Linked DNA regions of Mus musculus: all the other regions are linked to region 1. Evidence: chromatin loops called from intact Hi-C (ENCODE). Cell type or tissue: left cerebral cortex. All regions are shown on one strand. Each heading gives the region's core, and the rest is flanking DNA. Links, peaks and the distances in the headings are about the cores only. Region 1 holds the start of Gabpb2 (GA repeat binding protein, beta 2). Region 2 holds the start of Prune1 (prune exopolyphosphatase). Region 3 overlaps Prune1 (prune exopolyphosphatase). Region 4 has its middle 4.5 kb from the start of Sema6c. Region 5 holds the start of Tnfaip8l2 (tumor necrosis factor, alpha-induced protein 8-like 2).

Evidence for each region. A loop is a pair of places that touch in the nucleus more often than their neighbours do. Peaks named below come from ENCODE experiments on the same cell type or tissue, not always from the same donor. Only the 100,000 strongest peaks of a DNase experiment are listed, where the experiment ranks them.
Region 2: a loop joins it to region 1, with 5 times the contacts of the local background. A loop is called at or near these places in 8 of 42 quality-filtered maps.
Region 3: it touches region 1 in a loop (2.1-fold over the local background); 19 of 42 quality-filtered maps call a loop at or near these places.
Region 4: a loop joins it to region 1, with 2.4 times the contacts of the local background. A loop is called at or near these places in 4 of 42 quality-filtered maps.
Region 5: a loop joins it to region 1, with 2.8 times the contacts of the local background. A loop is called at or near these places in 18 of 42 quality-filtered maps.

Annotation. Positions count from the first base shown.
Region 1 is chr3:95,214,470-95,220,458 of GRCm38, reverse strand. It overlaps Gabpb2 (GA repeat binding protein, beta 2), which reads left to right and starts at 2,517. Exons shown (of 10, transcript NM_029885.1): 1 at 2,517-2,870; 2 at 4,191-4,245. Mllt11 (myeloid/lymphoid or mixed-lineage leukemia; translocated to, 11) reads left to right here. Exons shown (of 2, transcript NM_019914.4): 2 at 1-1,915. The coding sequence starts at 2. The coding sequence ends at 274. Gm16740 (predicted gene, 16740) reads right to left here and starts at 3,002. Exons shown (of 4, transcript NR_108026.1): 1 at 2,401-3,002; 2 at 910-1,020. In left cerebral cortex, for the core only: CTCF peaks have their summits at 1,518 (motif pointing right) and 3,143 (motif pointing right); DNase peaks (open chromatin) are centred at 2,514, 2,675 and 3,134; H3K4me3 peaks cover 1,640 bases; H3K27ac peaks cover 1,638 bases.
Region 2 is chr3:95,278,705-95,284,693 of GRCm38, reverse strand. Prune1 (prune exopolyphosphatase) reads left to right here and starts at 2,618. Exons shown (of 8, transcript NM_173347.2): 1 at 2,618-3,109. The coding sequence starts at 3,071. Mindy1 (MINDY lysine 48 deubiquitinase 1) reads right to left here and starts at 1,759. Exons shown (of 10, transcript NM_199475.1): 1 at 1,069-1,759. In left cerebral cortex, for the core only: CTCF peaks have their summits at 1,645 and 2,868; DNase peaks (open chromatin) are centred at 2,138, 2,859, 3,301, 3,735 and 2 more places; H3K4me3 peaks cover 3,630 bases; H3K27ac peaks cover 3,699 bases.
Region 3 is chr3:95,260,196-95,266,184 of GRCm38, reverse strand. Prune1 (prune exopolyphosphatase) reads left to right here. Exons shown (of 8, transcript NM_173347.2): 3 at 565-767; 4 at 2,409-2,593; 5 at 3,816-3,974. Among named protein-coding and RNA genes, the nearest start is that of Bnipl, 12 kb to the right of the region's middle. In left cerebral cortex, for the core only: a CTCF peak has its summit at 2,551 (motif pointing right); DNase peaks (open chromatin) are centred at 1,275 and 2,569.
Region 4 is chr3:95,156,853-95,162,841 of GRCm38, reverse strand. It overlaps a transcript of Sema6c not described here. Among named protein-coding and RNA genes, the nearest start is that of Sema6c, 4.5 kb to the left of the region's middle. In left cerebral cortex, for the core only: no CTCF peak of the experiment used is centred there; DNase peaks (open chromatin) are centred at 1,491, 2,489 and 3,419; H3K4me3 peaks cover 2,433 bases; H3K27ac peaks cover 1,192 bases.
Region 5 is chr3:95,139,914-95,145,902 of GRCm38, reverse strand. Tnfaip8l2 (tumor necrosis factor, alpha-induced protein 8-like 2) reads left to right here and starts at 3,549. Exons shown (of 2, transcript NM_027206.3): 1 at 3,549-3,588; 2 at 5,307-5,989. The coding sequence starts at 5,353. The coding sequence ends at 5,907. It also overlaps the pseudogene Gm9169. In left cerebral cortex, for the core only: a CTCF peak has its summit at 3,102 (motif pointing left); DNase peaks (open chromatin) are centred at 3,089, 3,496 and 4,254.

The DNA.
Region 1 (5,989 bases), core at 504-5,503:
CATGAGGGACCCTGTAAGTAGCCAGTACAGCTCCTTTCTTTTCTGGAGGATGCCCATCCCAGAACTGGATCTGTCGGAGCTGGAAGGCCTGGGCCTGTCAGATACACCTACCTACGAGAGCAAGGATAGCAGCAGCGTTGGCAAAATGAACGGGCAGGCATCTGGGACGGAGCAGAAGAACCCTGAAGGTGACCCCCTCCTTGAGTACAGCACCTTCAACTTCTGGAGAGCGCCTATTGCCAGCATCCACTCTGTCGACCTGGACTTGCTTTAAGGCCAAGATCTCTCTCCCACCCCGTACCTTCATTATCTTCCCTCTTAAGTCCCTTCCTCTCTAAGCCTTCCACTTTAATCTTGTTCTCTTCCCTCTATTGTGCTGGTGGTGCTGATGAATCTGCCAATTGAATTGTAGGTTTGTATGTATGTACGTACTTATTTATCTATCTATATTTATTTATTTATTTATTTATCTGCCTACTCCGTTTCTCTCAAAAGCCCTCTAGGCACAAAGTCAAGGGTTTAATCAATGGAGTACTAGATCATAGGATTTCCTCCCGTCAGCCCGGAGAATATTAACTAATCCCAGAAAAGAATCACCCTTATTTGAGGCACCACAGAGAGGTACAGTTGTGCAAAATGGGAGACCAATTATTTTGTTTGTTTGTTACATTTTAATCAACTTCAAAGATTACTTGAGCCTCCCTAATGTCCTCTACCAGGCCAGTAAGCAAATACTGCTTCAAGAAGTAATGAGAACCTGGAAGTTTTGAGACACTTTCTACAAAACAGGATTTCTAAAAGGCTAAGATAAGAAATGCTGCTGCTGCTTACAATGCATTCTCTTCCCCAGAAACACGCAGGCAGTTAAAGGTGGGAAACAAAGGAGTGGGATGAGGAAAAACATCGCACCGTTTCAGAGGTAGCTCCTTTAATATCCAGCTCTGCTTCCAGCTGTGGGTAGAAATGCTCAGAAAATCAGATTTGAGTCTTCACAGGGAAACTTCACTATGAGGATAATTCCTAAAAGACAAAAGATGTATCTGATCTAAAGAAACACCAGAGTATTATTAGGGGAATTTATATAAAATTGTGATTTTGTCATGGAACAGGCAGATGTTTTGGTCCTAAGTATTTTAGCTTTGCCTTTCTGTAGTTGCAGTATGTGATAGGAATCAGTGATTCCTGACACAGTTCTTTGGCCGCCATAAGACCGTGAAGTAAGCAGTTATGTTCAGACCCTACCCGTCCCCATTCCTTCCAAAGCTATTGCAGATGAATTGCGGAGCTGTTTATTCATTTATGGAATAAAGACGTTAAATCCTAAGTCTGGGGCTTAGTTTTTTCCATTCCAATGAAGTACTACAGATTTTACTCACACTTCCGAATCCAGCTTTCCCTTTTATCTTTTTTTCTTTCTTTTTTTTTTTAAGTGAAGCTTTTCTTTTTATTTTAAAAAGATTTACTATACTATATATGAGTACACTGTTGCACTCTTCAGACACACCAGAAGAGGGCATTGGGTCCCATTACAAGTGAGCCAACATGTGGTTGGTGGGGATTGAACTCAGGACCTCTGGAAGAGCAGTCAGTGCTCTTAACCACTGAGTCATCTCTCCAGCGCTTCCTTCTGTCTGTCTAATATTTGACTTTGAAGAACAATTTAGGATTTGGACATAGCTCAATGGTAGAAGGGCTTGCCAAGCATCTACAAGGCCCTGCTAGGGTTCCCCTGTAAGCAGCCAGTGCTCAGAGATTAGCCACGCCCCCCAGCCCATTATTAACTTTTAAATTTGTGTGGTTTTCTTCGGAGGCGGGCCTTGAACTCAGAGAAATCCACCTGACTCTGCTGGACTCTGCTAGGGTGGGCCTAGCACTTTGGTATTAAATTAGGAGACCTGTGCCTCCTGCTGTGATCAAAGGCGTGTTTGTTATTATTACTGATTTTAATTTTTAGTGTGCATTGGTGTTTTGCCTAAATGTATGCTTGCTTGTGTGAGGGTGTCAGATCTTGGAGTTAAAGGCAGTTGTAAGCTGCAATGTGGGTGCTGGGAATTGAACTGGGGTCTCCTAAGGCATTGCTCCAGCGTCCTGTTATTGATTTTTGAAAGGTTTTCTCCGAGCTTTCTCTCGGTCCTTATATCAGTTAAAATGGTGAACAGAAACCAAGATAGACTGGTAAATGAAAGACATGCAATTTCATGTCCCATCCTATTCTAGTCTTCCCCCCAAAAGTTCAGGGGTTCTTTCCTGACCTATATTCAGGACACTGGGAAAGTGTCCGGTCAGACAGGAGTGCATAACCAGAAGGTCCCGAATAGCGGAAGCAAGATTCTCCCCCAACCCTCAAGTTAGCCCGGCGTTGAACCAGCAGGAAGGTAGAGTGCGGACGCCAACACGCACCAGTAACCAGTTCCTCCGAGCGCTGCACTGGTTGGCGCCAAAACTACCATCTGCGTCCGTCCCCTGCCGGAACTATCCCTCACGTAAGCCACGTAATCGGTGATCCTGCGCCTCGCTAAGTAGTCCCGCTCAGGATGCCCGCGGTATACGTTTTTCCAGCTCACGAGGTCCTCAGTAGGAAGGAGTCGGACTCAGAGGTGCGTTGAGGTCCTGAGAGAAGGGCAAAGTGGCTCCGCTAACCCATTTCCTTCAGATTCCTCCGCCAGGACGTATAGTCACAGCGCCTTCACTTCCGGGTCCGCCATTTTATTGCCTCCATTTCTCCGTGAGGGGGGGTAAGGGCCCCCCCAAATATGCATATGTGAAAAGGCCGAAAAGTGAGGCCGCTGGCAAGGAGTCTTAACTAGAGAAAGAAACGGGACCAAACTGGCGGGCCCAGTGAGAGCGAAGCCGGCAGCGCTCCGGAATAGGTGAGGGGGAAAGGACACGCAGGGTTCCGGAGCTTCCGAACTGCGATGCAAGGGGCAGTGATAAGTGGCCGGCCCAGCCCGGCCAGGACCTGTGGGCGCCGGCCTGCACACTGCCGGAGCGGGGGTGGCGGCGGGGGGGAGAGGGACCAAGAGGAAGGGGATGCTGTCGGGAGGAAGGGGAGGGGACTGGGAGGTGAAGGGGGTGGGTGGAAGACCTGGGGCTGGGGAGCTGGACTCCGGGAAGCCAAGGCCACATGGGGTGACCACGAGGGGGCGGTGTGGCGCAGGAGTCCGGGCTGCCACTACAGACTGGGGCTCCCACTTGCAAGTTGGCGCCCCTGAGTTTGGCAGAGTGCTGATGTCAAAAACTGAGGGATATGTGACTAGGGAGGAAGTGGGAACTGGACTTTTCAAGGTCCAGTAATAACGTGAAACTTTAGTAAGTTCATAATGTGAACAAGAGCAGTCATGGACTTATATCCAGTTCTCAACACAGATGCTTGTACAGCTGGCCTCCCAGTGGGAATGTGTGGGGGGTGAGGGGGGGGAGAAAAAGAAAAAAAAGTACAGACCGAGAATTCTTCAATTGCTTTCTTTCTTAGCGTGCACCTCTTGTCACAGATTTCCTCCAGGAATTCTGCTGTCTCCCTCTTCCTATAAAGGATTTTCTCTAGTTTCCAATCCAATATTTGGGTCTTACTATGTAGTTTGGATTGGCTGCCTCACAGCGATTCTCTAACCTTAGCCCCTGGAGTGTTGGAATTACTGAGGTGAGCCATGTTTTTTGTACATGCTTTGCAAAGAACAAACCACCACACCCAAATGATAAACAAAAGTTATTATTCTTTGGTAATGGGCTGCTTTGTCAAGTGCTCAGGCACTCCATGGTTATTAAAATATTTATTGAAAGTTCTGAACACTAAGTACTCAGTGCTTGAGAAGAGGAGAGAGAAAGATCCAGGTGTTCAAGGCCAGCCTGTGCTACTTGACCCAGAAAGGTCTCCTGGTCTTGTTTTGTATTTTATTGGCTTCCTATTCCTAGGAGGCAGGGTTGGGAGTATAGCTCAGAGGCAAGTGTGAATGTAGCATGCCTGTGGCCCTGGATTCAACTCCTAGCACAGAGGGACTAGGAAGAGAATTTAGAAAAATCTTAGGATACACACTAGACAAACGCTCATGTGAAGTTTATGTGGATGCATATCCAGTAAGGGAGAACAGTTCCCCTCTGTAGCATTCAGAACCATGGGGTTGTATAGGTTGGGCAGGTGGAACTTAGCATATAAAGCCAGCGAGACTGACAGTCTTGAGTTTGATCCACAGAGTTGAAGGAGAGAACCAACTCCTGCGAGTTGTCCTGTGGCTTCCACATGCTATGGTGAGTGAATACACACAGAAACACACACAAGCTAATTAGTTAATTTCAATTGCCTATGTTATTCTCTGGTCTTAGGGTTCTACCAGCCTTTATGTATGGGGAGCTAGAAGAATGACCCACCAGTCTCCCCATAATGCTTTTTATTTAAAATACTTTATTACATTTTGTGTATGTGTGCTCACTTACACACATACCATGACTTTCATGCATGTGGAGATCAGAGGACAACTTAGAGGATGTGGGAGCCGGGCGTGGTGGCGCACGCCTTTAATCCCAGCACTCGGGAGGCAGAGGCAGGCGATTTTCTGAGTTCGAGGCCAGCCTGGTCTACAGAGTGAGTTCCAGGACAGCCAGGACTACACAGAGAAACCCTGTCTCGGAAAAAACAAAAAAGAGAGGATGTGGGAACTGGGGATCCATCAGGACACCAGGTTGGCAGCAGATATGTTCACCCACCAAGCCGTATATAGACCTCACTGATCTCCAAAATCATCGTCTTGCAAATGCATTTTAATCTAGGTAGATGCTATAGGTTAAATCAGGAGTGACAGGGCAGGAAAGAAGGCATGTCAGAAGTCATGTCCCTGTCAAGTAACCAAATATAAGAACTGTTTTCCCATAATTCTTGGCATCGGTTACTTTTACAAGGTCCGGCACAAGCAACTGCCCTCCTTTGTTGGTTTGAAACATGGTCTTATGACACTTAGGCCAACGTCAACTCATCATCATCCTGATTTAGTCTCCCAGAGTGCTGCGGTCACAGGCAGATGTTGTCAGGCCCGGCGTGACTTCATTTTCATCGTGACACACCTGCTCATGCTTGTTTCTAAAGAGTTTTCTCTGAAGACAGCTTTGATATGCCTGGTGCTTTGATCTCAACTATTCCTCATCACATGATGCTCTGTCCAGATTGGTCTGATCCGATCCCACGTTAGGAGAATGATGTCTAGAGTTAGTACCAATAAAGCCTTCAGAACCACATTTAAGCAAGAGGTGTAGAAGGAGTGGCTTTTAGGTCAGTCCTGCCTGGAGTCTGTTCTTGTCTTTGAGTTCCATATCCTCTGTGGGTCAGAGAAGTCCTAGCAACTCAGAAATGTTGCTCTCTGTCTTTTGTTGTATTTCTACAGAATATTGACAGCCAACAATTAAAATGCTTCATAGAAGCACAGTCAACAAGAACAAAAATTTTAATGAAAATTAGCTTGAAAGTTAAGCATTGTTTATAGGGTTCTCCATGAGTGATCAGTGTCCAATATCCTTTCATTATTAGGAGGCGCTGCTTGGAGTGTGGATTGGGAGGGCATGTCTAATTATCTTTGTTTAAAGAGAATAACTAGTCAGCACAATTAGGAGCACGTGAGCCCAGGCCTGGAAAAGGAAGCACCACTAACAATTGTTTAGGGCCCCACCACCTTAGGTCCCAAGCAGTTATCTCTTAAACCTTGCATCTTAGAAATACAGCAGGTACATGAATATCTTTTTTTTTTTTTTTTTTTTTTTTTTTTTTTTTTTTTTGGTTTTTCGAGACAGGGTTTCTCTGTGTAGCCCTGGCTGTTGTCCTGGAACTCACTCTGTAGACCAGGCTGGCCTCAAACTCAGAAATCCACCTGCCTCTGCTTCCCAAGTGTTGGGATTAAAAGCATGCACCACCACTGCCCAGCTTGTACATGAGTATCTTTATCATGTAAAAGAGCCAGCAACATTTAGCATCATTACACAGAAGAACTATGCAGAAATTCTCTCT
Region 2 (5,989 bases), core at 501-5,500, 64 kb before region 1:
AGCGTCAGCTGGGTGTGGTGTTCCAGGCCTTCCCATCCCCATTACTCAGGGGGCCTTGAGGCCGGAGAACCTCGAGGTCGGCCTGGGCTACAGAGAAACATCAAAGTTCCTGAAATAACATAAATACAGTAAATTGATCATTCTCCTGATTCAAATATAACTTCTGCTAGCTTCAGGTAATTCATATTTTGTTAATTTAGACTTAGAGTAGCAAAGATTACCTGGAGGCCTTCCACCCCTCTTTCTCCACATCTCTTTCCCTCCCATGGCACTTAGAGTCAACCTTGAAACAGAGGCCATGTCTGGGAAATATTAAAAAGCCTAAAGACAAGCACAGCTCATTTTCTGCCCAAGGCTAGAAATGATCAATAATTAAGTGGGGGTTGGGAAAGCTAGTCGACCAAAGAGAGGAGCTACAAGAACCATGGGAGGGAGTGGGGGCTCAGTGAATGAGGACAGCTCCAGTGTCAGGGCAGGAAGAGCAACAGGGCTGCACCCTGCAAGGCCAGAGGAAAGCATGAGGGGAGGGGGACCCAAACAAACAGGGGTTATGGCCCTGTCCCTCCTCTTCTTTCCTCAGTCCAAATCTACACCTCCTCTTCCTGGAATTACCTATGGTGACCCACAGGGAGTCAAATCTCTGGTCCTTTCCTAGTCAGCAGCAGATACTATTCACAGAGTGGGAAAAGCATATGAAATAGGTATATCCTTAAAGACTTCACCCACCCTCAGGACTCTTCTCCCTACGTCTTTAACTGGTATTACCCAATCTTTCCAACCAAATGCAATTCTTCATGCCAACATGCTTTGAGATTCCTCTAGAATACAGCAAGCCCTGTAATTCTGGCTCTCTAGGAGAGGGAGAGAGAGGGTTTGGGTTTATAAGGGGGAAATTGAAGACCGCATCTCTTTTACTGCTCCATCTCTTACTGCTCCGGGTGCCTGGGATCCTGTAAGCGACCCAGACTTAAGAGACCACAGATGGGACATCAGGTGTCAACTTCGCCCAGAGAGGGTAGGGAGAGCTGCGAGACGAGGTGAAGATAGTTTGAAAACAAAAGTTTTTACCTCAAAGAGGTAGATGAGGTTCCGGCACTGGGAGAGGACTCAACTCTGGCGGTTCTACGCGGGAGGTGGGGACATCGTTGAGGGGCGCCGACTGCGCCAGCCGCCTCCCAGCTGTCAGCCCCAGAGCTTACACGGCTTGACACGGGTTTACTCTCGCGGCGTCCAGCCTGGGTCGCTGCCACTTCCGGACACACGCCCAATACGGGGGACGCTGGAGCAGGGTCGGGGCCGAGGACAAGCAAGGCACAGCGCAGGCGGTCCCGCCTGGCTTCCCAGAGTCTTCAGGATTCCCGAGTCACCGAGCCTCCGGCGTGCGCTCCAGGCCGTGCCTACAAACTGGCTTTCAAAGGAAGTTTGTGGTTTTTCTTTTTCTTCTCTCTGTCCCTCTTTTCCCCCTGTCCGGACAAAGACAAATTAGCCAAGGACGCGGTCCCTAGAGGAGGAGGAGGAGGAGGGGCCTGCTCAGCTACCGAGGATTTCCATCAGGGCTGTCTGAGCCGGTCAGCAGCCCGGTGAGCCGCAGAAAGGAAGAGAGAAAAACAACAGACCCTTTCTCTTCCCTCCGCCTGCCGCTGGAAGGGACGGAGCGCGTGTGCCTCTCTGGTGAGAACCGGGAAAAGCAAGCGGCCTGGCAGAGCCCGGAGGAGCAGGGCGGGACAGCGGCTGTTGATTAGACCTCCCTGGATGCCCGCCGCAGCCCTCTGCTCTGGAGCCAAGAAAGCAGGGCGGAAGGGCGTTGTGTTTGCATATGTACTCGTTCAATAAGAAAGAAAATTCCCACTCCTGGTTTTCTGGAGCCCCTGAGCTCTTTCCCAAGGCTTCCCTTCTTCCCCGTATGCTTTTTTTGAAAGGCTAGGAATGAAACTGGTTCAGCTGTGTACCTGGTCGGGGGCGAGGAAGACGCTCTTCTGCCTCTTCTCACCTCCCCGAGAAGCAGGACGATCTGGGGATAGATTAAAAAATGAGGGAACATGTTATGATGAAGGGACATTTTCCCCCCAAGTAGTCTGCCCTGGGACACGCAAGTGGCAGTTAAGGGATGTTGGAACCCAGCCTTAGGTTCTGAAGGCTCCTCTAAACTCTATTGATGTGACGGCCAAAGGATAAGGCTTCAAGCAACTCGGAAAGCCGAGAGAACTGTTGCAACAGAGACCCAGGAAGCAAAGTCACGGTTGCAACAGCCCATGAATGAGGAGTATTTGCTCAGGCTGTAGAAGAAAGGCTATGAAGAAGGAGGAAGAGTTGGCACGACAGTAGGTTTTAAGAAAACAAGTCAAACATTATGGTAATGTTTTCCTATCGTGAACAAACACATTGATCACGATTTGTCAGTTTGGTAAAGGGGAGAATTTAAAAAAAAGAAAGAAAAAACACCTAACCAGGGAAGCTATTTTAATAAATAATATGTACAGCAATGTTGTAATTTAAAGTCCTAACCAAACCAGGCCTGTGAATCCAGTATTCAGGAAACTGAGGAGAAAGATTACAAATTCCAGACAGGTTGGGCTAGATAGAAAGAATTTGTATTTTAAAAAAAATTGAGAGATTAATTTACATCAATCTCGAACAGATTTTCGGTGTAATATATGGAAAGGTACTATACTTAGTCCTATCTGCAAGTTCAGATGCCATAAAGGCGAGTTATTGTGACACATACACAATTTGCATGTCATAGCCCTCCGAAAACTGCTCACTTGAGGACAAACACGAGCTGCTGGACTACATTTCCCAGGAGGCACCGCGATATACCATACTCCTCCTTGACGTCCCATGAGTCTTTGGGCTCAGAACCCAGCCTCTGCCGCTGGGGGGCGGGGCAACGCCGGACTCCCGGAGTGCCGGATTACGCACTTCCTCCTGGGGTTCGGAGGCCGAACCCTTTAGTGGCGGGTTCGAGTCCCGCCCCCTGACTCTCGGCTCTAGACCCTAGGTCTAGGGCGGGGTACATTCTGCCGGGTTACCTCTCCTGGCTGAGGGGCAACGGCACACCTCGGGCTTTACCATGGAGGACTACCTGCAGGACTGTCGAGCCGCTTTGCAGGTAACGGGTCCCAGTCCGTGACCGAAAGGAATGCAGCGTGGGGTCTGGGAAGGACGAAGGTGTGGGATCTGGGGAGCCCGGACGGTCGGTGTGGAGGGATCACAGAGATGGACGCGGGGGAGCTAGAGGACCAAGCCCTTCGGCCATAGGCGGGAGAGCCCGGAGAAAGGAGTCTCTTGGTTTGCTTGAGTCGGGTCCTTCGGCAGAACCTGTGCGGCGGCCGCCAGCCTCGCCCGGCGAGGTGTGTCTCTCCCTTCTCCCCGCCCCTCTCAGTTTCCCTCCCGCAAGCGGGCTTCAGCCCACTGGGTCCAGGTGAACCTCTGGGAGTGGAGGGCACTGGGTGCACCGCTTTATTGCCTCTGAATGGCGGTTTGCCTTTTTTTTTTTTCCCTCCTAGGTAGAGGCGGTCGTGGTGTTTTACTTTAAATCTTTGTTTTTATGCCAAATATACAGAATAATTCATCAGGCATATATGTTGACCCACAACTTACATTCCTTTGCTTCCAGTGTTCTCCTTTAGTGTTAATGCAGGCGCGTGCGCATACACACACACACACACACACACACACACACACACACACACGTAAAAATACCGCCTCCTTGGTAAGGGATAAACACAAAGTGTGTTTGGAATCTAAACCATAAGCACGGCCCTGAATTCTTTGTAGCTTATTTTTGGTGCTTCCTGAACCAGCTGGACTCGCCCAGCTGTGTTGACAGGCTGTGTGGCATTAGGTCGCTCTTCCCTTTAAAGGCTCCAAGTCACCTGGCCCCCTGCTGTAAGTTTCTCTGCCCCTGAAGAAACAGATAGGCATCTTCCTTTCAAATAACTTAGCTCGGTATGGTAGCCACAGGCCTCTAGTTCCAACTCAGAGGAGGCTGAGACTTCAGTTCAGGCCAGGTCTGGACTGGGAGAAAAAAAACCCAAAAAACAAAAAACCCACAACGACAGAAACAGAACAAAACAATCCTCTGGGCAATAGACTCTATTCTTTAACAAACCCTGAAAGTCCCCTAATTCTGCTGGAGATCCAGCTTCGTGGATAAACGAATATTCTTTTTTTTTTTTTAATTAGGTATTACATTTTCAATGCTATCCCAAAGGTCCCCCATACCCACCCCCCCAATCCCCTACCCACCACTCCCTCTTTTTGGCCCTGGCGTTCGCCGTACAGGGGAATATAAAGTTTGCAAGTCCAATGGGCCTCTCTTTGCAGTGATGGCCGACTAGGCCATCTTTTGATACATATGCAGCTAAAGACAAGAGCTCCCGGGTACTGGTTAGTTCATATTGTTGTTCCACCTATAGGGTTGCAGTTCCCTTTAGCTCCTTGGGTAATTTCTCTAGCTCCTCCATTGGGGGCCGTGTGACCCATCCAATAGCTGACTGTGAGCATCCACTTCTGTGTTTGCTAGGCCCCGGACGAATATTCTTAATTTGAATTTAGGGTGAGGTTCAACTTGATGCCAGCTACACTAAAAATTTCCTTTTGAAGAATATCAGGCCAGGCATGGACCTGCTAATCTGTAATCAGCTCTGGGTTGGTTGAGGCAAAAGGCTTATTAGCTAAAGTGCAGCCTGGGGTGCATACGGACCTGGGTGCCTTGGTGAGACCCTCTCTTCATAACCCCCCTGAGGAAAAAGAACCACCTTATTTGGGGGAAGTTGTTTTAATACAAAGGCAATTTTGTTACTTCTTTTCTTGTGGGCCGGCTCCTGACTCCACCCACCTGATGCTGGTTAAAGTGTGCTTTCACACTTTGCCTGAGGTCTGCATATTTTGTTTACTTTTTATTGCGTTTGTTTTTGCAATGGCCTTTTATAAGCCCAGGCTGGCCTTGAAGTCCCGATGTAGTTGAGGTCGAGCTTGAATTTATAGTCCTGCTTCTGCTTCCTGGTGTTGGGATTATAAGAGTCACCTGTGGTGCCCAGCTTGGCTATTTTTTTATTTTATTTATATGAGACAGGGACTCACTATGTAGTAGCCGTGGCTGGCTTGGAACTATGTAGATCAAACTAGTCTCAAATTCAGAGATCCACCTGCCTCTGCCTTCCAAGTACTGGAATCAGAAGCCCTTGAAAATAGTTTTTTTTGTTTTTGTTTTATATGTGTGTAGGTATCTGCCCATTTAAGTGCAGTGCCCATAGGCTGCAGAAGAGAACATTGGATTCCCTGGACCTGGAGTTGCATGTGGTTGTGAGTCACCAGATGTGGGTGCTAAGTACTTTCTAAGATCAGTCTGAGTTATAAGCACTGAGACATTTCTCTAACTCTGAACAAATTGTTAAACTTATTTATTTAGTGGCGTGTTGGGAGCCGCACCCATGCAGTAGACACATGTGTAGGTCAGAGGAGACTTTTGCCATGGTCCCGTCCTCCCAGCCCGTCCTCCCAGCCCGTCCTCCCAGCCCGTCCTCCCAGCAATCAAAGATAGGTTATTATGTTTGGTAACAAATGCCCATTCCTGCTGACCCATCTCATCCTGTCTGCCTCTTCCACTCTATCTTCACAAAACAATGGGTTTATCATCTTCACACACACACACACACACACACACACACGCACACACACATATTATTTAGGGGCTAAAAAGACGGCTCACCCATTAAAAGGCCTACTGCTCTTGCAATGGAACAAATTCTGTTTCTAGCACTGGATTGCTCACAAACCCCATAATTTCAGTTCCAGGGGAATGTGGGATCTCTAATCTCTGAAGGCACCTGTACTTATACATACACAAATGATTTAAAATTTTTTTAAAGTTTTTTTTTTTCCAAAATCTTAAAATATAAGTAAAAAAAAAAATTAAAGAACAACTCTCAGGGCTGGAGAGATGGCTCAGTGGTTAAGAGAACTAGCAGTTCTTCCAGAGGTCCTG
Region 3 (5,989 bases), core at 523-5,522, 46 kb before region 1:
AAAATAGCTTGTTGACTTCCATGTCATTGCTAAGATGGAGGGCAAGGACCATTCTCTCAGAACATTAGGGTGCAGCTCAGTTGTAGAATGTGTGCTTCCATGGTCAAGGCACTCGCTCGGCTTGCTTATCCAGTATTTAAAAAAAAAAACAAACCATCCCTTTCTTTTCTTTTTTTTTTTTAAAATATATTTATCTATTATATGTAAGTACACTGTAGCTGTCTTCAGACACCCCAGAAGAGGACATCAGATCTCATTACAGATGGTTGTAAGCCACCATGTGGTTGCTGGGATTTGAACTAGGGACCTCTGGAAGAGTAGTCAGTGCTCTTAACCACTGAGCCATCTCTCCAGCCCCATCCTTTTATTTTCATAGGCTTGATAATTGTGGCCTTGAGAAGTGGTAACTTACCCAAGGTCATGTCTTCTTTGGCCTTCTGTTTTGCATTTGTGTATTAGGGAGAGAACTCAGAACCCAACCTCAGGGTCAGAGTTAGGGTGGGGGTTACTTTTTCTTGCATTTTCCTAAGCCTTATTATGTCTTCTTTTCAATTCTGTAACCAGACGTCTGAAGCTGAAGACATCTTTATACCAGTTTTAAATATAAAGCGTTCTGAGCTTCCTCTGCGCGGGGACAATGTCTTCTTTCTCCAGGAGGTTAAGATTCCAGAGCCAGCCCTGATCTTCCGGGACGAGATTGACCTCCTAGCCCTGCACCAGGCTGGCCAGCTCACCCTCATCCTTGTTGACCACCATATTTTACCCAAGTAAGTCAGTGAAGGACACTCGGCCTGCACGGGGAGAAAGGAGGAAGGAGAGCCGTCCACTAGAGTCTCAAAGGCTCATTTGTTGTCATTTTTTCTCGTTTGTTTGTTTGCTTGCTTCTCGTGTGAGATAGGGCCTCACTATGCAGCCTTGGCTGGCCTCTAAATCACTATGTATTCCAGTCTAGCCCTGAAGTCAGAAATCCACCTGCCTCGGAGGCTAACTATAATTGATGGGTCATATCCAATAAAAAAAAATAGTATCACTTCTCTAGTTATGTGATGTTTATGATATAAAGAAACAAAAATATATAGTTAAATAATTATTCAAAATGTTCAAAATAACTTAAATTTGCCTTTAATGTCAGAACTTTTGCTGCTTTAAGATACAGGGATAATATGTTCTAGTAGACTATAAATATCCCAGGCATGTCTGTTCAACAAATGTGTACATCCATAATAAATCCACTTCCAATTTAGGACTAGAGAAGGCTGCCAAAAAGCAACATGAGTGTGATTCTTGTCTAAGTATGTCTGGCTCCTGCTAGTCTTAAAAATGGATATTTTTCCCTTGAGCACACTGTGGTTATACCAAGAAATGATAGTTGCCTGGGGGCATTCATGCATCCATGAATTTACTGATTAAAACATTTTCCTGAAGTGGATAGAGGCGACAGTTTTCATGCATCTTTCAGTCAGGAAGAGGGAGGTAATAAAGAGAGCACTGTAGTGGGTGCCAGAGGCACGCCATTAACTGTCACTCTAGAGGACAGTGGGACTCGATGGGCCATACATGGGCCTAGCTCATTGTGCTGGAGGGAAACTGAGGGCAAAAGGACTCTACTGAGGGCAGCCCAGTCTTAAAAGAGAGCTTTGTGTTTGTCCGAGGTGGGCAGGTGTCTGAGAGGAGCCTTCAGGCAGAGAGAGGAGTTAGCAGAGGTGAAGCCAGGCAGGCATGAAATCGCACACTGAGTAGGGAACTGGGACTTGTTTTGCACAGCTGGGCATGAATTATGTGGGAAAGGTAAGATGTGAGTTGATGGGACTAAGGTAGGCAGGGTACAGATCATGGAGTCCTTGTAGGCCTCTCTAAGGAGATTGGACTGTATTTTGGGGTAGTAGAAAACTTAATTATAGTTATTCCAGGTCCTAACAGAATAAAGTTTTTTGTTGTTGTTGTTTTTGATTTTCATTTTGTTTGTTTTTCAAGTGATCATCCAGGAATCTTTTGAGGGACGGCTTAGATGAGCCCTTAATTGAAACAGTTCAGGTAGGGGATACTGATGGGCCTAGAAGGCCGTAGCACAGGGCTGGAAAGGAAGACATGGTGACTTTCGTGATGTTTCATTGTCAAGAGAGCAAGGTCAGGTATAGAGTTCAGTTGGAAAGGTGACCCTAAAGGACAGTGACCGTGTAGGTATTTACAGCAGAAACGTCACAGAGTTCACTTGTGTGCTGTTTAAAAGCTGCTTCTGATTCCACGTCAGAGAGTGGAGAGGGGACGGTGGGGTGAGGTGACTTCTGTGTACTCACATGGGACATGCATACTTTTCCTCTTGGTGGGGAGTTGGAGATCCATTTGGGCAGCTGGAGAGCTCTTACCTGCTTCTCTTTCTGTTTTCTGTTAACCACCACCCTCCCCAGAAGCGATGCAGCTCTGGAGGAGGCCGTAGCAGAGGTGCTGGACCACCGACCAATTGAGCAGAAATACTGTCCTCCCTGTCACGTTTCAGTTGAGCTGGTGGGGTCCTGTGCCACCCTGGTGACAGAGAGAATCCTGCAGGGGGCACCAGAGACCTTGGACAGACAAACTGCAGCCCTACTGCATGGTAAGGAATCAGGTTTGGGTTGTGACCTTTGCCCTTATCCCGGAATGGGGGCGGTGAAAGTCTAGACTCCAGCCTCACTGGTGGCGGTGACTCTTGAAGTTTACTCACCCCAGAGGGCCAGGGTTCCTGCAGCAGCTGGTCATTGTTTCACTGCCTGGGTTGGAGTTAGTACAGGGGAAGCAGAGGGCACGGGTCTTGGTGGTTCCCGTTTGCAGCAATGTTTAAAGGAAAGAGGACTCACTGAAGAAACAGGAAACATCTCTGATAGCAGTTCCACCAGGAAATGGTTGTTATATCTCCAGCAGGCCTCTTAACCTTCCCTTTTATATTTTTCCACGGGGTGTGTAGTGCTGATCTCATTTAGATTAGACTAGGCACACTCTTCCAATATTAAGATACTGTGATGGAAGACCAAATCCAGACAGAAGAGAAGCACAAAGCTTCATCCATAGCCAACAAACTTTTTGAAATTGACAGCTGCCGGGCAGTGGTGACGCACGCCTTTAATCACAGCATTTGGGAGGCAGAGGCAGGCAGATCTCTGAGTTCGAGGCCAGCGTGATCTACAAAGACAGTTCCAGGATAACCAGGGCTACACGCAGTTGGGTGGGTAGGGAATGGAGAGGGAGCTGGGGTAGGGGAAAGAATATGAAATTTTCAAAGAATAAAGAAAATTGTAAAAAAAAAATTTAAAAAGATAGTGTAATGGAATTTGGTTTGCTGAAGAGCTAGATTCCTTCTGGAATCTACAAGACTCAGGATGCCCAGTCTCCTTGTTTTACTTTTTTTATTTTTTAATTTTATGTGTATGGGTATTTTGTCTGTGTATATATGTCTGTGTACCGTGTGTATGCTGGGTACCTGAGGAGGCCAGAAGAGGGCTTCAGATCTCTTGAGATGAGAGTTATAAACTGCCATATTGGTTATTTGACTCAAACCCAGGCCCTCTGGAAGAGCAGCCAGTGCTCTCAACTGCTGAGCAATCTGTACAGCTCCACACCCAGGCTTCTGTCTGTCTGTCCATGTCCCTAACTGCATTGTACTTTGGGAGTTTTCTCTTAGGACATGGTCAATCCAAGTGTATTATTTTGACTTCAGTGGGGTTGCCTGGGTTGTATCCTCTGAATTGTGTTCATTGGATTTGGAGTTATATATGTGCTAAAGATTGTGAGTGGAGGGTTCACTCACACACAGGACTCCTGCTCTGCCTTATCCCTTATAGGAACCATCATCCTGGACTGTGTCAACATGGATACCAACATTGGGAAGGCAACCCCAAAGGACAGCAAATATGTGGAAGAACTGGAAGCCCTTTTCCCAGATCTGCCCAAAAGAAAGGACATATTTGATTCCCTGCAGAAGGCCAAGTTTGACGTCTCAGGTATGATGTGTCATATTTTCCATGAGAGAGTCAGTGGGCAAGCTTTGATTTCAGAGCATAGAAATGGTAATGAGTAACATACATGTCTGCTCACGAACAGATGAGTCATGTTATGTCATTCCATCCTGAGCCTGCGAGAGGATTATAGCCGGTCTTTGCTCCTTTGGGGGTTCTTTTTCCTACCCTTTCTCCCCCTAGTTTCAACCCTTTTCACTAGATAGGAGAGAAAAAAGGATGAGGGTGGGGACAGACAGACAGAGATATCCTTGTATCTAATTTCTTTCTTTCTGTTTCTTTGAGCAGGACTACTAGTAGAACAAACCAACCTCCCTAAATTACCAATAACCATGCACACCACCTCTTGGGGCCCTAGCATTTATATACCTTCTGAAAAGTGTCTTGAGTTGCAAATGTCACACAATTACAAAGACTATCTGCAGCTGGCAAAACCAAGCCTCTGCTAGAGGGTGATGCAAATCATAAAGAGCTACTGTGGACAGTTGGAAGCACCCCATCTCCCCACACCTGGGGTTAAAGTGAACAATTTCTTTTTTTGGTTTTTTGAGACAGGGTTTCTCTGTATAGCCCTGGGTGTCCTGGAACTCACTTTGTAGACCAGGCTGGCCTCGAACTCAGAAATCCGCCTGCCTCTGCCTCCCATGTGCTGGGACTAAAGGTGTGCACCACCGCCGTCCAGCTAAAGTGAACATATTCTTATATTTCTGTGTTTGTGTGTGTGTTTTTTTAGAGATTTATTTATTATTATAAATAGGTACACTGTAACTGTCTTCAGACACACCAGAAGAGGGTGTCAGATCTCATTATGGGTGGTTATGAGCCACCATGTGGTTGCTGGGATTTGAACTTGGTACCTTTGGAAGAGCAGTCAGTGCTCTTAACCACTGAGCTATCTCACCAACCCCCGTGTTTGTGTTTTTAAAGATTTATTTATTATGAATACAGCATTCTGCTTGCATGTATGCCTGCAGGCCAGAAGAGGGTACCAGATCCCATTACAGATGGTTATGAGCCACCATGTGGTTGCTGGGAATTGAATCTAGGATCTCTGAAAGAGCAATCAGTGCTCTTAACCTCTGAGACATCTCTCCAGCCCCATTTCTGTGTTTTTAAAGAAACCAACATTGATTCTCACTACAGAAGATGAGAAGGGCTGGGGTGATAGTCCATCCTGTAATCCCAGCACTGGTGAAGCCAGGCAGAAGATAAACAGTTTGTGGCAGCCTGAGCTACATAGTGAGTTAAGGACAGCGTGGGCACACAATAAGGCTCTGCCTCAAAAGGTAAAAGCTATGCAGAGAAGCCCTGTATCAGAAAACAAAATGAGCGGAGCAGTGGTGGCGCCTGCCTTTAATCCCAGCACTCGAGAGGTGGAGGCAGGTGAATTTCTGAGTTCGAGGCCAGCCTGGTCTACAGAGTGAGTTCCAGAATAGCCAGGGCTACACAGAGAAACCCTGTCTGGAAAAGAAAGAAAAAAAAAAAAAAAAAGGAAAAGAAAACAAAATGAAATAAAAGGTATTTAAAAATCCAAGACTGGCCGGGTGGTGGTGGCGCACGCCTTTAGTCCCAGCACTCAGGAGGCAGAGGCAGGCGGATTTCTGAGTTCGAGGCCAGCCTGGTCTACAGAGTGAGTTCCAGGACAGCCAGGGCTACACACAGAAACCCTGTGTCAAAAAATCAAAAAAAAAATAAAAATAAAATCCAAGACTGTGCAGCACAAATGGAACTTGATGGCTGTAGTAAGGAAAGAAGAGAAAGCCAGAGCTCGGTGCTCAGGGGCGGCAGGTGGGTCTAAGGATATGGGGGAGGGCGAAGATGATCACTACAGTGTGTGAAACTCACAAAAACAAGAAAAGTTTTGAGTCCCTGTTTAATCAGAGAATGTAGGCCATATATAAAATGTAGCGGTATTGGGGGGCTGCTAAGTCGTCAGAACAAGAGCTGTGCATTCAGCAGAAGGAAGAGGAAGCTCTCAGTGTTCAGAAGACAAACTGAAC
Region 4 (5,989 bases), core at 669-5,668, 58 kb after region 1:
ACACAGCTTGCCTCCTATGCTCTCCTACCAGCCCTCAAGTTGCCCTGGGCAACTGCTCTCTTCACCCTGGAAACAACTTTGGTCTCTGGCAAGTGGGGAGAACAGCGGGACCCTCTTCCTGGCCTCTGGCAGAGCCTGCCTCTATCCCCTGTGCTTAGGAGTTGTAGCCTTTCCTTACCTGGGGTGGTGGGTCCTGTGGGGATGAAGAGGGATAGGAGCCCTCTGATCTAAGGGAGGAAGGGACAAAAGAAGAAGGGAAAAGACTAAATCACATCTCCCTCACCACATCCTTTAAAAGTCAATGTGCAAATCCTGGGAAAAGCTGTTGAAGCCAGTGTTGGGGAGATGCTAAGGGGAGTGCATTTTGTTTGGTTACAAAATGAGGGCAGCTTCGCACCGGAAGATATGAGGGTAGCTTTTGGCCTTTAGCCAGAAACTCCTGGAACTGCAGGACTAGTGTTGGGGAAAGGGTTGTCTGGGAGTTGTGGGGCCTGATGACCACTCCCATGTTAAAACCTTCAGACTCCAACAGCCTCCTGCAAAAGCTCCCTAGCTAGGGACAATAGAGGCTAATTTGCATCTAATTTGCATGCTCTTCATTTCCAAGCAAATGCTCTGATAGCAAGTACCCTCACCCCCTTATTTCCTCAGAGAGCAAACAGTGCTTCCCTCCTACCTAATCTCTCACACTAAGGACCCCCCAACACATGCTCACTTTCAGCGGGGTTAGACCAGCCTCTAAAAACACTCGGTTGGCCTTTTCCTTGGCCCACTAGACTCGAGTATGATACATCTTTAAGAGGGCTTCCCATAAGCTGTTTGGGGGAGCAACATCTGGGTGGCTCCCATCCAATCCCTGGCCTGGGGACAGGCATGCTGTGACCTGGAGAAATCCCAAGGAGAGACCTGGCCATTCTTTCTCCTTTTAGGTCCTCCCCTTGATAGAAAGATGAAACAGCCAGCCCCCCTTCTTTCCTCTTAGCCAGACAGCCACCTCTGGGGAGTGGCCGAGGTCATAGTCGGTGTCTAGAGGAGCAGGGGAAGGAATAGGGAGGCAGGCCGGGGACAATAGCAGGAAGTCATAGACATGGTTGCCCACCCCTGCCCACCTTCCTCAGGAGGCTCAGGAGGTGCACCGAGCCTCAAAATCCTTTTACCCTAACCTTCTCTCTCCGTCCCAGGCTTTGTACTTATCCTCCCTCCCACCCACCCCCAACGTGGATAAACCAGGTGTCTGGAGCTTCCCGTGCGCCTAGCTTGAGACGGGCCTGGGGCCAGGGGCTCGACGTGTCTCCCCTTCACTGGATCCGGGGCTCCGAGGAGGGGCGGGTAGCAGCGTCTGGGCCGGGACCGGGTCCCAGAGCCACGTTAGCGGGAGGAGGGGCTGGAGGGGCCTGCAGGCGCAGATCAAGTGGGAATGAGATCTGGGTTTGGGGGACGGAGGCGGGTCTCCCAGACTAGGGAAACAGGACTAGAGGCTGGAATAGCCGAGGGCGGGCCCTAGGCCCGCGCGGAGTGGGTAGGTGAACTAGGATGCTGTCGCCAGGCCCGCTCTCCTCCGTGGGAGACCAGTCTAACAAAGCCCAGGGCGGAATGAGGTGAAGCGTGGAGGTGAGCGCGGGGAACGATGCTTCTCCCTGGCCCGGCTCCTGGACTCTTCGCCCAAGCCGACCCCTCCCCCTAGGAGTGCTCAGACTCCAGCCTGCACAAGGACAGGGAAGCAACCCCGACACCGATGTCCAGAAGGACTTGTCCCCCTCCCAGTCCCCGCAGGGGTGTAGAGGTCTACTTCTCCATAGGTCTTGGAGCCTCAGTTTCCCGAGGGAGAGGCAAGGTGCTGGGCTTCCCACCCTCTGCATTGTGCGCGCCTCAAAAAAAAAAAAAAAAAAAAGCCCACCCCTTCCTTCCATGACCCCCAATCTTACGGGACGCGACTACGACCAGTCGGAAAAGAAGCCTACACCCTACGCCCATCAGTGCAGCTGGGCTCGGCCACGGTCCCCTCCTCCTCCACGCACCCTAACTCTGCCAGGCACAGGACGCGCTGGACCCACTCGAGTCCCTGTGACACTTAGGAGCTTGACCCTCTCTTGTAGCGCTCCTTTCCCTCCCTATAGCTACATCCCTACCCCAAGGTACTTGCTCCGAGATCCGGGTCAGCAAGGTCCAGGGAGCAGCAGGCGGCCCCTAGCTCCGCGCCTCGCAGAGTTCGCAATCCGTGGTTGGGGCTTCGGCAAGATGTGACGAACGTCCGTGCTTAGATTTAGACTCCAGGGCACTGTCGGGTTACAAGAGCCTCGGGTCCGAGTACGAGCCCCTATTCCCGCCGCAGATCGGCGGAGGAAAACAATGCGACCGCCCGGGGCTCTGGGCTCGGCCCCAGCCGCCCCGCCCGCCTCCCAGCCGGGCCCGCCTCCGGTCCGCCTCTCGGGCCCGCCGCCCAATGGAATACTAAGCGGCGGGATAGACACTGCCTCCTTGCCACCTCTTCACCAATAATACTACAAGAAGGAGGGGCGCCGAGCGCACGGTCCACCCAGAGCTAAACGGAGAGGGTGAGCCTGAGACCAGAGTCAGGCACGAGATGGAAAGACCCACGGACAATCTCTGAGACGAGGACATAAGACACACGCACACAGACAGGCTGGTAGAAAAGAAGTCCCGACAGACAGAAGTGTCACAATCAGGAAGGAAGACAACACGAGAAGAGAGACAGGAAACCAGGGGGCCTCGGCTGGGCTGGGCTGTCAGAGCCTGCGCGATCCTCCCTCACTTCCATCAACGACTTAGGCGACCCTGCTCTCATGGGAGTCTCCTGCCTTGTCCCTCCGCATTCTCCTTCCTAAGCTTCTGTCTGTGTCTCTTCTGCATCTCCGTGTGATTTCTCTGGTTCATATTCATCCTGACCCCAATAAGAAGGCCTGCATGTAGTTTAGGAGGCCTAAGAAGCGAAAGTATCCTCCGACTTATCTTGTGCCCATCATCTCCCCACCGACCTCCACAGTCTGAACAGGTCAGCCCTGAGCCACCATGCCAGAAACTAAGTCTGAAAGCTAGACGCTGGCTGTCAGGAGACAGATGGTTGACAAAAGAGGACAGGTAGGAGGGCTAAAGCTCAAAGCCAGGTGGAGACCAAGACCAATTGATTCAGAAAAATACAGAGACATCAAAGAGAGAGAGTGAACAGCTACCCTGACCCTACAGATGCGCGAGATTAGTGTGTCCCACTTCCTCAAAAGGCTCTTGAACATCCTTCCAAATGGCAAAACCTGCTCCTTGTCCCCAAGACCGAGGGACCCCAATAAAGGGCCTTTCTTTTGAGGAATGTCAGTGAAGAGGAAGAAGGAGGCTACTTTAGACAATTCTGCTTGGCTTTCACCTTGGTGTTGCCTGCTAAGATTTTTCCTTGCGTGGGGCTGGCACAAAGGATATTTTCAAAATTCCCTGGAATGTGGGTGGCCTGGGAGACACTGACATTCTAAGATAGTGTTGTCTGAGTGGGTACTTCTACCCACAGCTTGGTCTCTGGACTAAAGGGAAAAACTGTTGAGTTACCAATTTCTACAGCAGCCTTAATTGAGTGTGTGTGTGTGTGTGGGGGGTCCTGAATAGAATAAATAAATGGGCAAACAAACTGTCCTGCAATAAGATTCACACACAGACATGACAGTGAGAAACAAGACAGACTCCTAGACTTAAGGTCAAAGGAAGCCATGAGATAAACAGAATGGGAAAGGAATAATAGCTACAACACGGTTAACTGCTGAGGGATCCTGGAGCCAAAGTGGTTTAACAGACAGTAAAATTATGGAACATAGACCAGCAAAGAAAAATGGCTTAATGAGTAAAAGCACTTGTTTCAAAGCCTATGGGCTTAAGATTGGAACCCAGAGGGGCTGGAGAGATGGCTCAACAGTTAAGGGTACTGACTGCTCTTTCAAAGGTCCTGAGTTCAATTCCCAGCAACCACATGATGGCTCACAACCATCTGTAATGAGATCCGATGCCCTCTTCTGGTGTGTCTGAGGACAGCTACAGTGTACTCATATAAATAAAATAAATCTTAAAAAAAAAATGATCGATACCCAGAAACCATGGTGGAAGGATAGAACCAAATCTCAAACATTATCTCCGACCTCCACACATACTGTAGCATTTACACACACAGAAACAACAATGACAATAAATAAAAGCTGTCTTGTTTTTGTTTTCGAGACAGGGTTTCTCTGTGTAGCCCTGGCTGTCCTGGAACTCACTCTTTAGACCAGGCTGGCCTTGAACTCAGAAATCCACCTGCCCCTGCCTCCCAAGTGCTGGAATTAAAGGTGTGCACCACCACCACCCGGCCTGAGAAACCCTGTCTTGAGAGAGAGTTAGAGACTGTTCTAAAGGTTTTAAAGAATTTTTAGGAGAAAGATACATAACATGTGGAGGTTTAAATGTTTCCTATCTTTTAGCATGGGACTTAGATATTCATTAAAATATGAACTTACTGAATAGGTTAGTATATATGGATTAAAACATAATTCTAAGAATTTAAGAAAGATCAAACCTTAATTCAGCACAATACATATTAAACAACTCAAGCACAATTTACTGTGGCTTATTATCCCACATTGAGAAATATGACTTTCAGGCTGAAGAGATGATTCAGCGGTTAAGAGCACTTACTGCTCTTCCAGAGGTCCTGAGTTCAATTCACAGCAACCACACAGTGGCTCACAACCATCTGTAATGAGATCTGATGCCCTCTTCTGGTGTGTCTGAAGACAGCTACAGTGTACTTATATATAATAAATAAATAAATCTTAAAAAAATATATGACTTCGGTGGGTTGGAGAGACAACGGCTCAGTGGGTAAAGGCATCTGCTGCCGAGCCTTACAACCCTGAGCTCAATCCCTGAGGTCCACATAGTGAAAGAAAAGAATCAGCTCTCACAGGATGAGCTCTACTGACACAATGTGCTACATCTCTCTCTCTCTCTCTCTCTCTCTCTCTCTCTCTCTCTCTCTCACACACACACACACACACACACTCTCTAAAACTATTTTTGTGTGCAGGAAGAGTTGAGACAGGATTCCTCTGTGTAGATCTGGCTGTCCGAGAACTCATTCTGTTATGTACACATAACATTTTTAAAAATCTAAATAAATTACAAAAAAAAAGTTTCCCAAAGCAATAACAATAGCTAGTGTTGAACCCAGAGATCCCCCTGTCTCTACTTTCAGAGTGCTGGGATTAAAGGTAGATGCCACCATGCCCAGCTGTGGTAAAACATTCTACAAGAAAGATAGCGACCACTATGGTTGGGGAATGTGGCTCTGTTGGTAGGGTGCATGCACAAAGCCCTGGATTCAATCCCCGATACCTGTAACCCGGGTGTTGGTGTCTACCTATACTGTATCCCAGCAGTCGTGAAGTAGAGGCAGGAAGATCAGAGGCTCAAGAGTATCTGTCATTATCCGAGTTAAAACAAGACCTACGGTTTACTAAGGATTAAAGAGCAAGGCCAGGGCTGCAGAGAGGCTAAGTGTTTGCTCTTTCAGAGGACCCAGGTTCAGGTCCTGGCATCCATAGGATGGTTCGTAACCATCCATAACACCAGTTGCAGGGGAGTCAACGGCTTCTTCTGATCTCTTTGGGTACCAGTCACACTTGCAGGCAAAACACTTTACATGGAGAGTGTAGTAACACACACCCTGAATCCCAACACTGGGAGGCAGAGGCAGGAGAATCTCTGTGAGTTTAAGGGCAGCCTGGTATACATGAGGCCCAGAAGCAAGGATTACATAGAGAGGTGATGAAGCCCATTTCAAAACAAGTGAATAAGGCCCAACAAATCAAAATAAAAACACATTTTAAAAAATCTAAACAAAGCCGGGCAGTGGTGGCGCATGCCTTTAATCCCAGCACTCGGGAGGCAGAGGCAGGCAGATTTCTGAGTTTGGGGCCAGCTTGGTCTACAAAGTGAGTTCCAGGACAGCCAG
Region 5 (5,989 bases), core at 267-5,266, 74 kb after region 1:
ACTTTTATGTTTTTCTGAGATCTCTCCTTGAATCTGGAGCGAATCTATTTTTTCTAGACTGGCTGGCCAGCAAATGTGACCCTCTGGTCTTTACCTCCTGCACTGGTCTTACGGTGTGTCCTGCCTTGCCTGCCTGGTGTTTTAGCTAGGTGTGATGGGTCCCATAGATGGTAGACATCTTATAGGGTAAGTGCTGAGTTCTCTCTTTTTTTTGGGGGGAGGTGGAAACTGCTTTCTCTTTATTTAGACCTTAGGAGGAAAAAATGAACTTTGGTCACATAGTACCTTTTAAAAAATCCAGTTTTACATATTTCTAAATACACAGGACTAAATGAGCAGAGAAATAATTTCTTCTGTAAAAACTGGCCAAATTTTATCAAAAACTTTACCATACAGTAAAATCAACTTATATAAAGACATTTTGGGTTTGCAACCTTTGAATGATGTGACAGGGCACGTCCACACATAAGTGTCCTGTGCTTGCTCTGGTCCACGAGCAAAGACTAAACAAGCATGGACTGTCAGTGATGGTCTGCAGCAGGGCTGGTGGCAGCCAACTCCATGATGGACAGGTCTACTTTAACAAAGTATAACCAAGGAAACACGTCACAGTATCAGATGAATTATGTAAGAGCAAAGTAGGAACAAACCAAAAGATGAAGATGAAGGAGCTGCCACAAACAAACAAGTGTCCCCCATAATGCACCTACAGAGGCAAACGGCGGGGAGAGGGCAGATGATGCTAATATGAAGGGAAGCTGAGTACAGCATTTATTTCTCATTTTATACAACTCGGACTCTTTACAAAAATGGTTATAGTCATGCCTGGAGAAATGTAACCCACGGCATTTGAAAGCAAACACTCTTTGTAGTTATTTAAAAGGGCCTTTTTAAAAAAATTATAATACAGAGGTCTGTGCTCTATAAGCAGTCCTCCACTGTGCATTATAACAATAAGGTTTACTTTTAATACAAAGACTAGGTGTTTGGTAGTTAGGAGCCACTGGACTTGACAAACATCATCTTATAATTGCTCTTCGCATCTTTTTTGCTCTTCGGGTCTTCTGTGTCGTCAGGATGCTCAGCAGCATGAAGCTCTTCTGCAGACTCCTCCTTCTCAGACTCAGAGTCACTGTCCGAGTCATCTGGACTCTCAGCATCAGGGGAGTCGTCTTCATCGTCATCTCTAGCCACATCATCTTCTCCATAATGATCTTCTACCTCACTGAAGCCGAGTCCGCAGTGCCGCCGATACCGTCAGTTTGCTGTCGATGCTCTGCTGGTACTGAGACTCCAGCTCTTCATTAATTTTCTTGTCTTCTTCCCCTGTTCAGAAGTGAGATGTTGATTTGTGATCTCCTATAACAAGACGACCAGTGTGTTCTTTCTTTCCTGCACCCATAAGTCTCAAGAACTTTTGTTTTCTTTCTTCATTGCCTAAGTCTGCTGCCTCCCAATTGCTAGATCCAAGATCATCGTCAGGGGAGGCTAAACGTATCACCCCATGTGGGTGAGACTCCCGGGCAGCACTCATCGTAGCTGGGATCCCGACGGGGATATGCCAAACACACTCGCAGTTCTCCTCAAACGTGACACCAGCAGCCCTCACCCAGCCACCGGACCAAGCAGTGCCACTCCAGAACGCAGAGCCCCCTCCGAGTTCTCATTTCCATGGACTTTTAAGAAAAAAAGTTTAGCAGGAAGATGATGGCACACACCTTTAATCCTAGCACTCAGGAGGCAGAGGCTAGCTTGGTCTACAGAGCGAGTTCCAGGAGATAGGTTCTCTCAATGGCTCATTACTTACTAAGTACTAAAACTGACCTTGAATTCACAGAGACCTGCCTTCCTCTACCTCCCCAATGCTGGGTCTAAAAGTGTGCACCCCCACATACAGGTGCGGTGCTTTATTTTATTTTGGTTGATGGCTAATATGGGAGGGACCAGATCACTGTGGGCACGTGGGCTGGTGGTCCTGGGTGCCATATGAAAAGAAGCTGAGAAAGTAATGTGATAAACATTGTCTTCTATGACCTTTGCACCAATTCCTGCCCTGACTTCCTTCAATGATGGATTATAATACGGAAGTGTAAGCAAAATAAACCCTTTCCTCCCCAAGAATGGTGGTTCATCATGGCAATAGAAACTCTGAGACAGGCCAGTGAAACTATGCCTCAAAGAAAGTGAACCAGACCAGGTTCCTGAAGATGACATCAGAAATTGTTCTCTGAAGCCCGGCGTGGTGGCACACACCTTTAATCCCAGCCCTTGGGAGGCAGAGGCAGGCAGATTTCTGAGTTTGAGGCCAGCCTAGTCTACAGAGTGAGTTCCAGGACAGTAGGACAGTCAGGGCTATACAGAGAAACCCTGTCTCAAAAAACCGAAAGAAAGAAAGAAAGAAAGAGAGAGAGAAATAAATAAATAAATAAATTGTTCTCTGGTCTACACACATGCACACACTAAATATGTTTTTAAAGACTTTTATTGTTTGTATGTATGTGTATTCTACATGTGTGTAGGTATCCAAGGAGACCAGAAGGTATTAGATCCACTGGAACTAACTAGTGGTTATGAACCACCAGATATAGGTGCTGGGAATAAAAGTCAGAACATCTGGAAGATCAGTGAGTCACTGAGCCATGGAGTCGCTGACTCCAGTCTCTGGAAGCCCCCAAATCAGTTTTTAAATCCCTGAATCCTAAGGCCTTTTTTTGGGTTCTCAATCTGTGCTGAAGAAAGCTATATAATTCACTCCTTTAAAGATTTGTGTGTCTGTGTGTGCCCAAGTGTATGTTCATGTACTGATTTATTCAGGTGACTCTGGAGGCCAGAAGAGAACACTGGAATTCCTGGAGCTGGAGTTGTGGGTGGTTTTTCCAAGACAAGAATTTTACTATGCAGCCCTGGCTGGCCTGGAGCTCACTCTGTAGACCAGGCTGGCCTTGAACTCAAAGATTGGATTGTCTCTGCCTCCAGAATGCTGGGATTAAAGGTGTAGTTTTGCCTCATTGGAGTCTACCCTCATTTATCAGGCCCTTTAAAGCTATTAAGCTCTGTACTCCAGCGTTTTGGCTCGATGCTGACACCTGCTGGTCACGCATGGCTCAGCAGCCCTAACCTTGGCACCTACCTCCTGCCTGCTCTGGCTGGGGCAGTCTGTGCCAATCTTACCTTCTAGGGCCTGAAGATGCTTGTATAATGCTGTTCTACTACACCACTCGATGATCTTTCAGTACTTCCCTCACTGTCTCTCACATTAAAATCTGGACTCTGCACGGTTTTCAGTACCACAAAAATATTAGGCAGCAAGAAAGAAGCAGACCTTTTATTAGGTGGAGGTGTGTAAATCCGTCCTTGCCACTTCAGAGTTGGTGCTTCCTACAGAATTCCATTCCTTTTGACCTTTGTCTTATTTCTAGGTGGCTCTTGGGACACTGGACTTCTTGGTGACAGTGATGATGAACCGGAGGTGGAGAGTAGATAGGCGGGGCCTGGGGTGGGGCTAGACCAAAGGGCCTCTTAGGAGCTTCTCCATTCTGTGAGCTCTCAGAAACATCCAAGGCCAGACTGGCACCCAGCACACGGCAGGTGAGAGTCTGGCAATGACAGAGGGTGGGTTTCGGGGTGACACTGACAGGATATCCTGACCCTTTCACCTTCACCTTTCTTTCTGTCTTGTGAAACTCTCGCTTGTAGAATTCTTGGGTCTCCCCCTCTCTCCCCAGAACCATTTTAGTGTATTTAGTGGATGGGGCAAGGCTGTCTGAGAGTGAGACCTGGCTTGGGATGGTGGCTGAGTCTAGAGCTGAGGGACAGAGATGCACATGGGGTAACGACTAGAGATTTAGAGATCTACAGTATCTTCGGACATGGAAGTACAGTGACGCAAAGTGAAAGAAACCTTTGCTAGGCTAGAGATTCATGAGGGTCACGTAGAGGCTGGGACAAAAAGAGCGAGTGACATAGCTACCCTGGGAGGACTGGGGACCTAGTTGGAGATGGCAAAGGGAGCAATAGAGAGCTGGGTAAGAGGAGGGCAGGTAGGGAAGGAAAGCGGGCCCCTATAGAAAAATCATCTCCAGTGTGAAAGATCCACAGGGCAAGGCAGAAACAAATCAAGATGGCAGGTTCCCATTGGAGTGATTCGGCTGCCGGAGAGAGCCCCCTGGCTGTCCTCCCTCTGAGAGGACTCCTATTTTCATTTGAGGGAGAGGGTGAGGTTGCTCCTTCATTGCGGTCACAGCCACATCCTGCAGAGCCGGGGAGGGGGAAGTAAGAAGCAAAACAACCAGAAGAAGCACAGTCAAGGCCCATGGTGAGAAGACCCTGTCCGTAGGCACAGGATATACCACCAAGAAGGCCTCGCTCTGCTCAGCCTAGCCAGCCTGAGACCACTACCTGCTGCCGCAGCCACCCTTCAAAAGAGCGCCCTCCTTGTTGGAGGGCGAATGTGGAGGGGTTATTTGACTTGTAGCCTATTTTTTCTCATAATTTGTGTCTGTTATTTATTATGTATATGTGTGAGTAGAGGCCAGAGGTGTTGGGTCTCCCTGGAGCTAAAGTTATAGGTGACTGTGAGCATCTGTTGTCTGAGAGTGTTGTCCCACTCCTTGAAGCCTGTTTTCATACTTACTAGGCCAAGTTGCTTAAGATCTCTTAGCTTTGCCCAGAGGTGGTGGCACATGCCTTTAATCCCATCACTTAGGAGGCAGAGGCAGGCAGATCTCAGTTCAAGGCCACCCTGGTCTACAGAGCGAGTTCTAGGACAGCCAGGGTTATACAGAGAAACTTTTGTCTTGAAAAAACAAAAACAACAAAAAAGAGTCCTTCAGTCTGAGATTTCTCTCTGTAAAACAGGGCTTGTCACCCATATGAAGTTGGTAAACCAAGACAGTTAATATCAAACACTTGGCACACAGTAGGTTCTTTAAAAAAAAAAAAGCCAAGTGTTCTATTTAAGATTCTGGAGACCCTATATCTCTCACTTCTTTTAAGACTTTATGGTACCCCCACTGACATGAGCTTTGGATCTCAAGCCTGGAAACAGAGGGGCGCTGTGCAAATTCCCTGTCGGTCGGCCGCCGCATAGCCCACTGCCCTGACTCCAGCCATGCCCACACTCCTCCAGCCAGGCTCTCCCTGCTCCTCGCGGCTGTTTTGGAGACACAAATGTCTTGTTTACAGCACGGAAGGGAAAAAGCAGAAGCAAAGCCTACAGGATGGAGGGGCCCAGGGGAGTGGGAAGACAAAGCAGGCAGAGCGGTGAAGATGAGGAAAAGCCATTTCTCTCCTTTTCTCTCATTTAGCCGGTTGCCTCTTCCAGTGACTGATCACACACCGACCGCAAGCACCATGGAGTCCTTCAGCTCAAAGAGTCTGGCACTACAAGCGGAGAAGAAGCTGCTGAGTAAAATGGCTGGTCGGTCCGTGGCGCATCTCTTTATCGACGAGACCAGCAGCGAGGTGCTAGACGAGCTTTACCGCGTGTCCAAAGAATACACGCACAGCCGGCCCAAGGCACAGCGGGTGATCAAAGACCTCATCAAGGTAGCGGTTAAAGTGGCTGTGCTGCACCGCAGTGGCTGCTTTGGCCCTGGGGAGCTGGCTCTGGCTACACGATTTCGTCAGAAGCTACGGCAGGGCGCCATGACCGCACTTAGCTTCGGTGAGGTGGACTTCACCTTTGAGGCTGCCGTGCTAGCAGGTCTGCTCGTCGAGTGCCGGGACATTCTGCTGGAGCTGGTGGAGCACCACCTCACACCCAAGTCACATGACCGCATCAGGCACGTGTTTGATCACTACTCTGACCCCGACCTGCTGGCTGCCCTCTATGGGCCTGACTTCACTCAGCACCTTGGCAAGATCTGTGATGGGCTCCGGAAGCTGCTGGACGAGGGCAAGCTCTGAAGCTCCGGAGCTCAGCACACTGGACTTTGGCAAAATGACTGACTGGGAAATGACACATCGGGCTCTCTAACCCTGCACCAAT